Linked DNA regions of Mus musculus: region 2 is linked to region 1. The links are chromatin loops, found by intact Hi-C in ENCODE. Cell type or tissue: heart. All regions are shown on one strand.

Region 1 (5,000 bases):
TGTGTGTGTATGAGGTGTGTGTTATGTGTATGTGGTGTTAGGTGTTAGGTGTGTGTGTGTGTGTGTGTGTGTGTGTAGTGGTGTGTGATGTTTATGTTGTATGTACATGATGTGTATCTTTGTGTGTTATGCTGTGTGTGTATGTGTGTCCTGCCACTGAAATTCCTTGCCCTGGCCTCTGTCCCCTGTCCTGTCTTGTGTGTCCTTATCCTGGCCTCTGTCCCCTGTCCTGTCCTGTGTGCCCTTGCCCTGCCCTCTGTCCCCTGTCCTGTCCTGTGTGCCCTTTCCCTGACCTCTGTCCCCTAACCTCTGTCCTGTCCTGTGTGCCCTTGCCCTGGCCTCTGTCCCCTGTCCTGTCCTGTGTGCCCTTGCCCTGGCCTCTGTCCCTCCTACCATGCTCACATTCTTCTCGATACTTTTCTGCTTATTTTCTTCTCTCAAAAGTTCTGCTTCTCCTTGGTTTTTGCTTTTATTCTAATTCCATCCCTCCACCACCATCTCTTTCTGAGTACTTCTGTGGGGAGAGAGAGGTGCAGTTTACCAAGAGAGAGAGAGAAGCACAAAGTCTGGAAAGGAAAACAAGCCTTCCCTCTGCACTCCTGGAGCATGTGCATCCTCCCAACACAGGGCACATCTGCACATGCTGCTCTGATGTTTCCTGCTGGATTCTCACCTGTTTCATCTCCCAGAGCCCTCTCCTCCAAAGCTGCAGTTCACTGAAACACACTATCCTCTTACCGTGCGGAAGGACCTCCGGCATTCCCAAGCCAACGCATCCACCTGTCCAAACCACAGCTGATGCATGGGTGTTGCTCTTTACCCCAAGCTGTGTGCTTTCATAAGGAATGCATTCTGTCCTTGGCCTTGCATCTTTAGAGTCCGGGTCAGTGCCTCACACTCTGTAGGTGCTTCAAAAGAGACTACAACTCTATGCCACCATCAAGCCATCTGGGGTGTCACCCTGATTCCACAAGGTGATATTCACTCTCTAACTTCTGGTGTGTTGCTTCTCTTAAGATTCCACCCACCAGACAAGGGTGAGGACCTGAGTCTAGATCCCCAGCACCCAGGCATGGCGGTGCATATCTGTAACACAGTAACAGGAGAATCCCGGGAGCTCGAACTAGTGAGCCTTGGCTGCAGGGAGAGACCCTGTCCCAAGGCAATAAGAATAAGAGCAAGAGGAGAAGACACCTAACATCTTGCTCTGATCTCCACGTGCACACACATGGGTGTGTATGCCTGGACATTTACACACATTAACCACACACACATATACATGGACACACACACACATGAGATCACACATGAGAGAGAGAGAGAGAGTTACTTTAAATTTCCATATCCCTAAGCTTCCTGACCAAGGTTCCAGACGAGCCTGTCTGCCCATCCTCCTCCACCTGCCCTATGGTTGTCACGCCCAGCTGCAGCTTCTTTACCTCTTGTTTGTGCCTGATACTGTTTTCTGGTCTTCCTCATTCTTTGTGGGAAATCTTCTTATTTCTCAAGCTTCAGTTCAAAGAATGGTCTTTCCTTGTGGGAGTTCTTGCACAAATAAACTGAAATGCAAGCATACTGGAGGAAGGAGTTACCACAGAGCAAGAACTCCAAGTGGGTTCCCTGTGAGTATCAATTTACCGAAGCATTCAGGGAAAGGCTGTGCACGTAGTAGGTGTAAAGTAATTGGCTAAAAAGTTACCTGGTCCAAATGACCATTGAATAGATCATTCTAATCAATGAATATGGTGTGAAATTTTAATTTATCAGGATGTCCTATAAACACACAATTAAAAACGACTCCAGTTTGTTTAGGTTTCGAGAAATGATCTACAATATTTTGGGGGAAATAACCAGTATACTAATGGTTATGTACATACATAGATACTATAAGATCACAAATAATATATAGATTTTTTTCCCTTTGGGTTAGCTAAAGGTCCCATTTGAGTGTGGAAAATGTTAGTATAACAACAAACAAAGGAATTTTGTGTTTAGTTTGTTCTGATTTACTATAAACGTATTCACCTTAATAGTAACCACAATTACCTATTTCTCTAGAGGTGCTGGGATTTCAGGCTCATGTGGCACTGGGAATTGAGTCCAGGTTCTCTAGTATGCTGGGTTGACACTCTACCCACCATGCTACAGCCCAGCCCAGCGTCAACTAACCCTTTCTCTTGGGAGAATGAATAATCTGAAATACATGGGCTTCATAAATAGAAGCATGGAACATTACATTTAGAGTAGCCAGGCACCTCTGAATAGTAGCTTTCATTTTAAAGCACAAACAGGATTTTGAACTTGGCTGCTTATCACAATGGTACACCAAAGCCGTGGCCTGATTGAGCTCTAAGATGAATGTGTTGCAAACTTGATCTTCATTGAAACTGTGCTGGTAAGTCGGGCCTTGTGGGAGGCATTTAGGTCGTAAACGTTGTACCCTTTATGGGTACACTTACAATCCATTTACAAATGGATTGTTGGGACTACAAACAGGCCTGGCAGTGGTTCTCTCTCTCTACCCCCTCCCCGTCCCTCTCCCCTCAGTTCTGCAAGGATACCAGCTGCTGGTACCTTGATCTTGGATACCCTAACATCCAACACGGTGAGGAACTAAATTGCTGTTTACAGACTCTGGTGTTCTGAAATAGCAGCAGAAAACGGACCAAGACAACCAGACACAAACAGCTAAGAATCAACTCATAGTCCTTTAAGAGCAAATTGTAGAAGCAGTGCATCAGCAAGTGGGAGTCCTCACAACATCCCCAGATGTTTAGTCCTCGTGGGTTGAGGGTATGGCCTATCATGGCGGAGAAGGCATGGCATTGGGAGCTCCTCACAGCTATGACAACAGGACATGAGGCTGCTTGCTCACTTCCCCGTGGACCAGGAAGCTAAGAATGAGGAATACTGGTGCTCAGCTTTCTACCTCACTCCTCCTGTTCAGCCACAGATTCAATGCCACGGGATGCTGCTTTTCCCTTCTCAGTGAAGCCCTGGCATCACCCTCATAGACTCACCTGAGATGTGCCTTAGTCAAGCTGATGATGAAAATGAATCATCACTCTCTGACATGCTAGGAGCAGCAGCAGCAGCAGCAGCAGCAGCAGCAGCAGCACCACCACCACCACCACCACCACCACCACCACCACCATCACCACCACCAGCAGCAGCAGCAGCAAGCCCTCTGGTCCTCTGTGTGGGGCTCATTCCTGACAGTATTCTGGGAATAGCTCTGGCAGTCTCACACAAATCTTGCTTGGTAGATTGTCAAGAATGTTAGAACACTTTGTGTGAAGAGGCTACCTTCTTCTCAAGTTGTCATTGTCACTGGGTTACCAAAATGGTATGATCTATGTGTGACTGTTCACAAAATATTATGGCTGCCATTTTATGCTTGGAGGGCCAAGGACTTGTTCTTCATCTTTTCATATTTTTCTGTAGGTGTCTCTACCAAAATTCTTCCTTGCAGACTTAGGCTAAGGGTTGGTGACAGTACTCTGGGCCATTTCTTCTCCTTATGAGGAACTATCATAATTTTTCAGAACACTTTTCTCTTTCTTCGCAATAACCAGAATTTGGCCTGTTGTTATATCTAGCTGCAAGAGAGGCTGAGAAAATACGTTCTTTAATTCCTCGTGTTATTTTTCTATTAAAAATGCTATATTCTCTTCAATAGAGAGGAAAATGATACATTTTGGGTCAGATGATGCACAGTTTCTGGTAGGGGCTTCATTCAACTCTGTTTTTTAACCATCTCTTGTTTTTATGCACCTTGGATGGAAGAGATACCCTCTGTTCACTGATCTGAGTTTGGGACAATATTTCTTACTTCTGTGTCTTCCCTCATTATTTTTTCTTCATTGAAATACCTCTGGGCTCCTCTTCTATAATCTCCATCTTTTGGGACTTGGTTTGGCTTCAACATTAAGTATAGTGAGTACACTCTCTTCTAGACTCTAGTCTTCTCATCCATGCCACTTACCTTTTAATACACACAGTGCCTCCCTCGTCATCCTGGCACTACAAAGGCATTAGGTTTCTGAAGCAGAGAAGCCAGGTTGCTGTATTTGGAGGCAGTGTTTATGCCTTATGTATTTTTGCCATTGCCTATGGCTTAGGCTAAAGCAGAACAGGAATTAGGAAAGTTCAGAGCATCCTGAGAAATGTGCAAGTCCTGTAACTGTGCTGTTTCTGCATTGGACTTTAGCTGAGAAAAAACATTGCTGAGGACATTAGTTAATTACAGGGGATGAAGAATGGGACCAAGATTTTCAAAATCATTTCCCATCAATTAAGATATCAAGTCCTCCTTTGGATGCCGTCATTATGAGGATGGTCATGGTACACTATTTTCAGTTTTTTGTTTTTTATTCTGCTTCAGACTGGTAATGCGTTCCCATGCTTCCCATGTAAAGCATACAGAGGCAATTCTCCAAAGACCCCTAAACAGTCAACTCTGGCACCAAGTCATTTTTACCTTCTTGATGAACGTCGGTTGGTTTTTAAAATTTTCATTCCACGACTGTTTGAAATGCCTTTAGAAATCCATACAGATTTATTCTCCATCTTCTTTCCGAAAAACAAAATGTTACATTTAACTTATTTTAATTAGTTAATTTCTAGATCCTTATCTCTCAATAAATCAATAACTTATTCTCTTCTTCCTCCTCCTTTTCTGCTTCTTTTTTCTTGTGTTGCTTTGGTGTGTGTGTGTGTGTGTGTGTGTGTGTGTGTGTGTGTGTGTATTGATGTTAGTATTGGTTCTAATGCTTGGTCTTAATTTGCTGTCCCCACCCCCAAACAGGAATCTGCATGTCCAAACACTGAAGGTCCCTGTCCCTAGTTGGTTTTGATTGATCAATAAAGAGCCAACAACCAATGGCTGAACAGGATAAAAAAAAGGCAAGACTTCTTGGTTAGGGGCAGGGTAGAGCGCAGGGAGGAAGAAGAAAGGGCCACCAAGAGAAGGGGTAGAACGGACCACACAGGGATGGAAC
Region 2 (5,000 bases), 1.5 Mb after region 1:
GTTACACGACAAGTTTGAAGCCAGTCTAGGCTCCATCAAACTCTGTCTCTGAACAAAGAGAGAAGCAAAAAGAGTGGTCACAGGGGAGAGAGGCATATTTTAACTCATACAATAAAATTCCAGCCACTGAACTATATAAAACAGACCAGCAAAAGCTATACGTGGAGTCGGTTAGCATAGATAGTATATTCAACAACTGAAAATGTGCTGTAGTGACTTCTACAGGGTGAGTGTGTAACTCAGTGGTAGAACACTCAACTAGTCTTGGTTTCATCCCTGCACCAAGGGGCGTGGGAGCTTGGACCCAAATGTTAACTGTGGTCTATAGAGCAGTGCCATTATAATTAGTTTTTCTTTGTGCTTTCTTATGTACTCCAAGTTTTCTACACTAAAGAATAGCACTAAATAAATAAATAAATAAATAAATATCAGCCCCATTAATTTTTAATTGCATATTAAACTGAACTCACAGTGGAATTTTAGTTAAGTAAAAATTGTAGGTGGCACCACGGCTTTGCCCTGTACTGGACCACACAGACAAGCTGACAATCAAATTGGAATCACCCACACTGAAGTTCCATGTCCTCAAACCAAAGCTAAGTTGTTGACTGACTCATCCAGAAGCCAAGCGGCCACCCTCTACAGTACTCCAGAGCCTGGAAGGGGGATGTCTCTTTCAGTTGTGACCTTTCATCTTCATGAAAGGAAGCCTGGAATAATCTGATGCCCGTTTGTCATTTGTTTGTTCATTTGGCTGATTTTGTTTTCATCCTCTGTCCCCATCATGGGAGGGAAATGACAGAAATGACAGATCTTCTATTTGTGCTTTGTTTCTGCTCTCTCCACACCTTCTCTGTCTATAAGACAGAGAAGACAGCTCGTTTGCTCAGCTCATCAAACAGCATTTAATGTAATTTACAGAACGAAGTAATGGCTCCCAATCCTAAAATCAATAAAGGGGAACTGAAGACTACATTCCATTGGTAAAGTGCTTGCCATGCAATCAGGAGGACATGAGTTCAGATCCTGGCACTGGTATAAAAGCTGAGCATGGCCCTCAATACCTGTAGTTCCAGCACTGGGAATCAGACACAAAAAGGATGCCTTGGGCTTGCTGCTCAGTCAGCAAAGACCAACCAGGAACCTGCAGGTTCAGTGTGAGTCTCAAAAACTAAAGTGGGGCAGGCAGCAAGATGGCTCAGTGAAAGCACTTGCTGCCAAAGCCTGAAGACTGGAGTTTGATCCCTTGAAAACTCAGGGGAAGGACTGGCCCCTGAAATCTGTCCTGTGTCCTTTCCATGTGTGCTGTGGCACTTGTGAGCCTCCACCATATATCATACACACACAGTAATAAGAAAATAAGTGGGGGATATTTGAAGAAGAAACCAGATGTCGACTCAAAGATGTCTGTCATTCACAAAGATGGTGGTGGTGGTGGTGGTGGGTGATTGATGATTATATGATGATGACAATGGTAATGATGACGATGATGATGATGATAATGGTGGTGGTGATGGTGGTGGTGGTGACGATACAACCCAACTTTAAACTATCTGTGGTCATTTTTCTCTGTTTGTGTGTGAACCTAGGGTTACAATAAACAGGTACTTTTTTTCTTTCTTTCCTTTCTTAGGGTAGAGACACAATGGAGTCCTCAACTCCGCACAAAACCTCCCTTTTAGAGACTGGGTTTCTTTTACTGCATAGCCCAGACTGGCTTCCAACTTGTGATGCTCCTGCCCTAGCACCAAGTGCAATCTACTACCATGCCCAGGTCATTTTCCTTTGCTGCCTATGCACACAGCTCAATAAACACAATGCTAGGTTTTGACCAGCTTTGTGACAGAATTTTTACTTTAGGTTGTCTTAATGAAAAGGTATTTTGAAATGTTACAGAAGATGGGGGAAATTGCATTCCTCACTTCCGCAAACATAAAAAGGATATACTACCCACCACCTTGATTTTAAATCTTCCCAAAGTGGTACACTTGAAAATAAATTAAACTTGTCTAATTGAGACTACACTGTTTTTTCCTCAAGAAATCAAAATTTGAGATGTCTAAAATAACTCTTGAGTTTTCAAAAAAAAATCTCCTGGAACAAGTTGTGCCAAATCTTGCAAAAAGCTACTCAGTGGCTGGAGAAGCATAATTTAAAACAGGCACTTCAACCAGACCAACCCCCTGACCTTCAGAATGGAGGGAAAGGGCCCTAGAGACTAATTGCGTAAACACTGTCCACCCTGTGATTTGGTGAGCTTCTGGGTTGGTGACCAGTGAGTGCTGAGTGTCAGGAGCATGCCGTGCCCACTTACCAGGCCACCTGTCCTTTTTCTCATTTGGACTACGTGTGACTATTATTAGCATCAGTCCTCAAAGGCCTGATTATTTAACACCGAAGCCGAAATTGGCTTGACAAATGCACAAACTTCCTTTACCGTTTCCATCAAAATCTATTCCAAAATCAGGCTTGACTTGTTCACAGTTTTAATCTCACAGAGGCAGAGTAATCTCTGAGTTTGTGACTAGCCTAGTCTATACAGCAAGTTCCAGGCCAGACAGGGCTACATAGGGAGACCCTGTCTCAAATTTTAAAATAATATAATATAGCTGTCCAGGGGCCATGAACAAACTGAGTTTACCTGAAAGGGGGACTGGAAATGAAAAAGAGAAGGGGGGTGTGTGTGGGAGTGGGGGAGTGCAGTGTGGTGGGGGTTTTAAGAGAAGAATGAAGTTGAGACAAGGCTCCAAGTTTAAAATTCAGCACTGCGTTTATAAAGGGCAAGCCCACAGACCCCACCCTTTGGTTTCAGCTGGATTGTTTTGCAAAGCAAGGTCAGTGGGCAGTCTATTCTTTTAAGTTCCCGTAGGAACTTGCACGTGCAAGTAAGGCAGGTGACTCTACCAAGGTTGATAATATCCTTTGTGGCAAGCGCTCACTGTCTGTTTAGCCTGTTCAAGGCTGGGAAGGCCATAAAATAAAATAAAATATTTTCTAGCAAGGACAAAGAAGATAATCATGAATACTGAGCAAGGAGACACAGGCCTATAGTACCCCTGAGGGAGACACAGGCCTATAGTACCCCTGAGGGAGACACAGGCCTATAGTACCCCTGAGGGCTGGGTCCAGTGTACTCAAGAACACCCAAATCTGCAGGTATCCCAGTACCTCACAAAAAAGAAGGGGGTATTTACATGTAATCCATATACACTATCCTTTATATAATTTTTATTACGTTTATTTTTGTTGGGGGGGGGGCAGGTGCAGCATATAGGACTTTTGTAGGGGTCAATTCTCTTCATCTACCATGTGAGGGGATCAGACTCAGGCGGTCAGTCTTGGCGACTGTTGTCAGGGATCCACCAGAGAAAACTACTCAGATGCAGGTTTGAGCCAATAAAAAAAAAAAAAAAATCTTTATTAGCCAGTTGGTGACTAGCCTGGGAACTATGGAAGCCAAAAGGCAAGGTTAGCACATTTAGAGACCATCTCAGAACTATGGACTTTGTTTTCGTTTCAGCAGGTGGGGTAGTCTACTACATGCTGAGTTTTATGGCCTGAATGGTATTTCCATCATGGAGTAAGTCAGTTGTTCTAAGGTCTTGGGGCCTCCTCAGGTCTGGGGAGCTGTTACAGGGACAAGCAGCAGTAGCTGCTGAGCCATCAAAAGCCCTGTGTTACGGGCAGCCAATCATCTCTGAGGAGTGTGAAGTAACCAATGCCATAGAAATGCTATGCAAATAAGGAGTTGTTCCAATATCTTGCTTAGCGAATATTGACAAGAAAGTTTCTGCAGATCCCAGTTCTGACAGTTATTTTTGAACTGAGTTTGATTGAAACCACATGGAATCCATAGATACAGAGTGCCAGGTATATGTGTAATCATTTTTTATAATAATTCTTGGGATTAAGTTCAGAATCTTGCACATGTTAACACACAATCTTACTGAAGTAGAAAAAGGTACAAAAGGCCAACTATTGGATGTTGATTTATTAATCTCTTTAGTTACTTAAAATACTGTTTCTACTGCCTATTCGTCAAGCCTGACTTCACCTGCTACCTGGAACAGAATGACCTGAAGAAATAGCTGAGACAATGGGCTGTTGCCCTTAGCAACCTGCTGGCTGCCCTGTGAGCTTTTGTAAATTCTTGCTTGCTTGCCCTCCCCACCTTGTGGTTTTAGAGTACTGAATGGGAATATAAACTAGCCTGGGGAGGAAGCCTTTCAGGAGCTGTCCTGGCTTCCACCCACCCGATGACATCTCCTCACTTCCACTCTCATTGGTGTCACAGTGCTTATTCCAGAAAGAGTCCTGCAACATCACTACTGTCTGGGGGAGATTTTACCCTTTCAAATCATGTCTGCCACTGAAAGTCCCACCTCGTGCCTTGGTTTTACACCACAGCTTAGCACCCAGAAGCCACTGCTCAAGACTGGGTACCTAACTAAATATTTTAAACTTCTCACTAGGAGAAAACTTTCCATGCGCATAATCAAAAGATGGTATGGCAATAAAAATAAACCATATGAAAGAAAAATGGCTGGTACTTTAATAAAATGTACTATTATTGCTGGGTACCTATACATGATGTTTGGTGAGTGTGCACAACAGAAGGCAACTTTGTGAAGTTTGTTCCTCTCTTGTACCTTTATGTAGGTCCCAGGAGCAAGCTCAGCTCAACAGCCATCATTGAGTCATCTTGTTGGCCCAAATGGCTATTTCTTTAATACTTGCTTTTATTATATAATTTTTTGTATGTGGGTATTTTGCCTGAATGTATGCTTGTGCACCACATGCATGCTTGGTATCCACAGAGGCTGAAAGACAGTGTGGGGTCTCCTGAGACTGGAATTACAGATGGTTGTGAGCCAACACGTACATGCTGGGAATTGAACCCACGCCCAACGGAAGAGCAATCAGTGCTCTTAATGGCTGAGAAAAACAATGACATTGTACAAATGGCCATCTCCAAGTAGCTCACACTTCTGATAGACCAA

The links. Hi-C counts contacts between places; a loop is a spot of excess contacts. Peaks named below come from ENCODE experiments on the same cell type or tissue, not always from the same donor. Only the 100,000 strongest peaks of a DNase experiment are listed, where the experiment ranks them.
Region 2: it touches region 1 in a loop (7-fold over the local background); 1 of 42 quality-filtered maps calls a loop at or near these places.

Annotation. Positions count from the first base shown.
Region 1 is chr3:35,489,606-35,494,605 of GRCm38, reverse strand. No RefSeq gene overlaps it. Among named protein-coding and RNA genes, the nearest start is that of Gm38512, 86 kb to the right of the region's middle. In heart, no CTCF peak of the experiment used is centred here; no DNase peak of the experiment used is centred here.
Region 2 is chr3:34,005,635-34,010,634 of GRCm38, reverse strand. It overlaps Gm46798 (a long non-coding RNA gene), which reads left to right. Exons shown (of 2, transcript XR_001783802.1): 2 at 1,634-1,831. Among named protein-coding and RNA genes, the nearest start is that of Gm46798, 3.7 kb to the left of the region's middle. In heart, no CTCF peak of the experiment used is centred here; a DNase peak (open chromatin) is centred at 2,264; H3K27ac peaks cover 714 bases.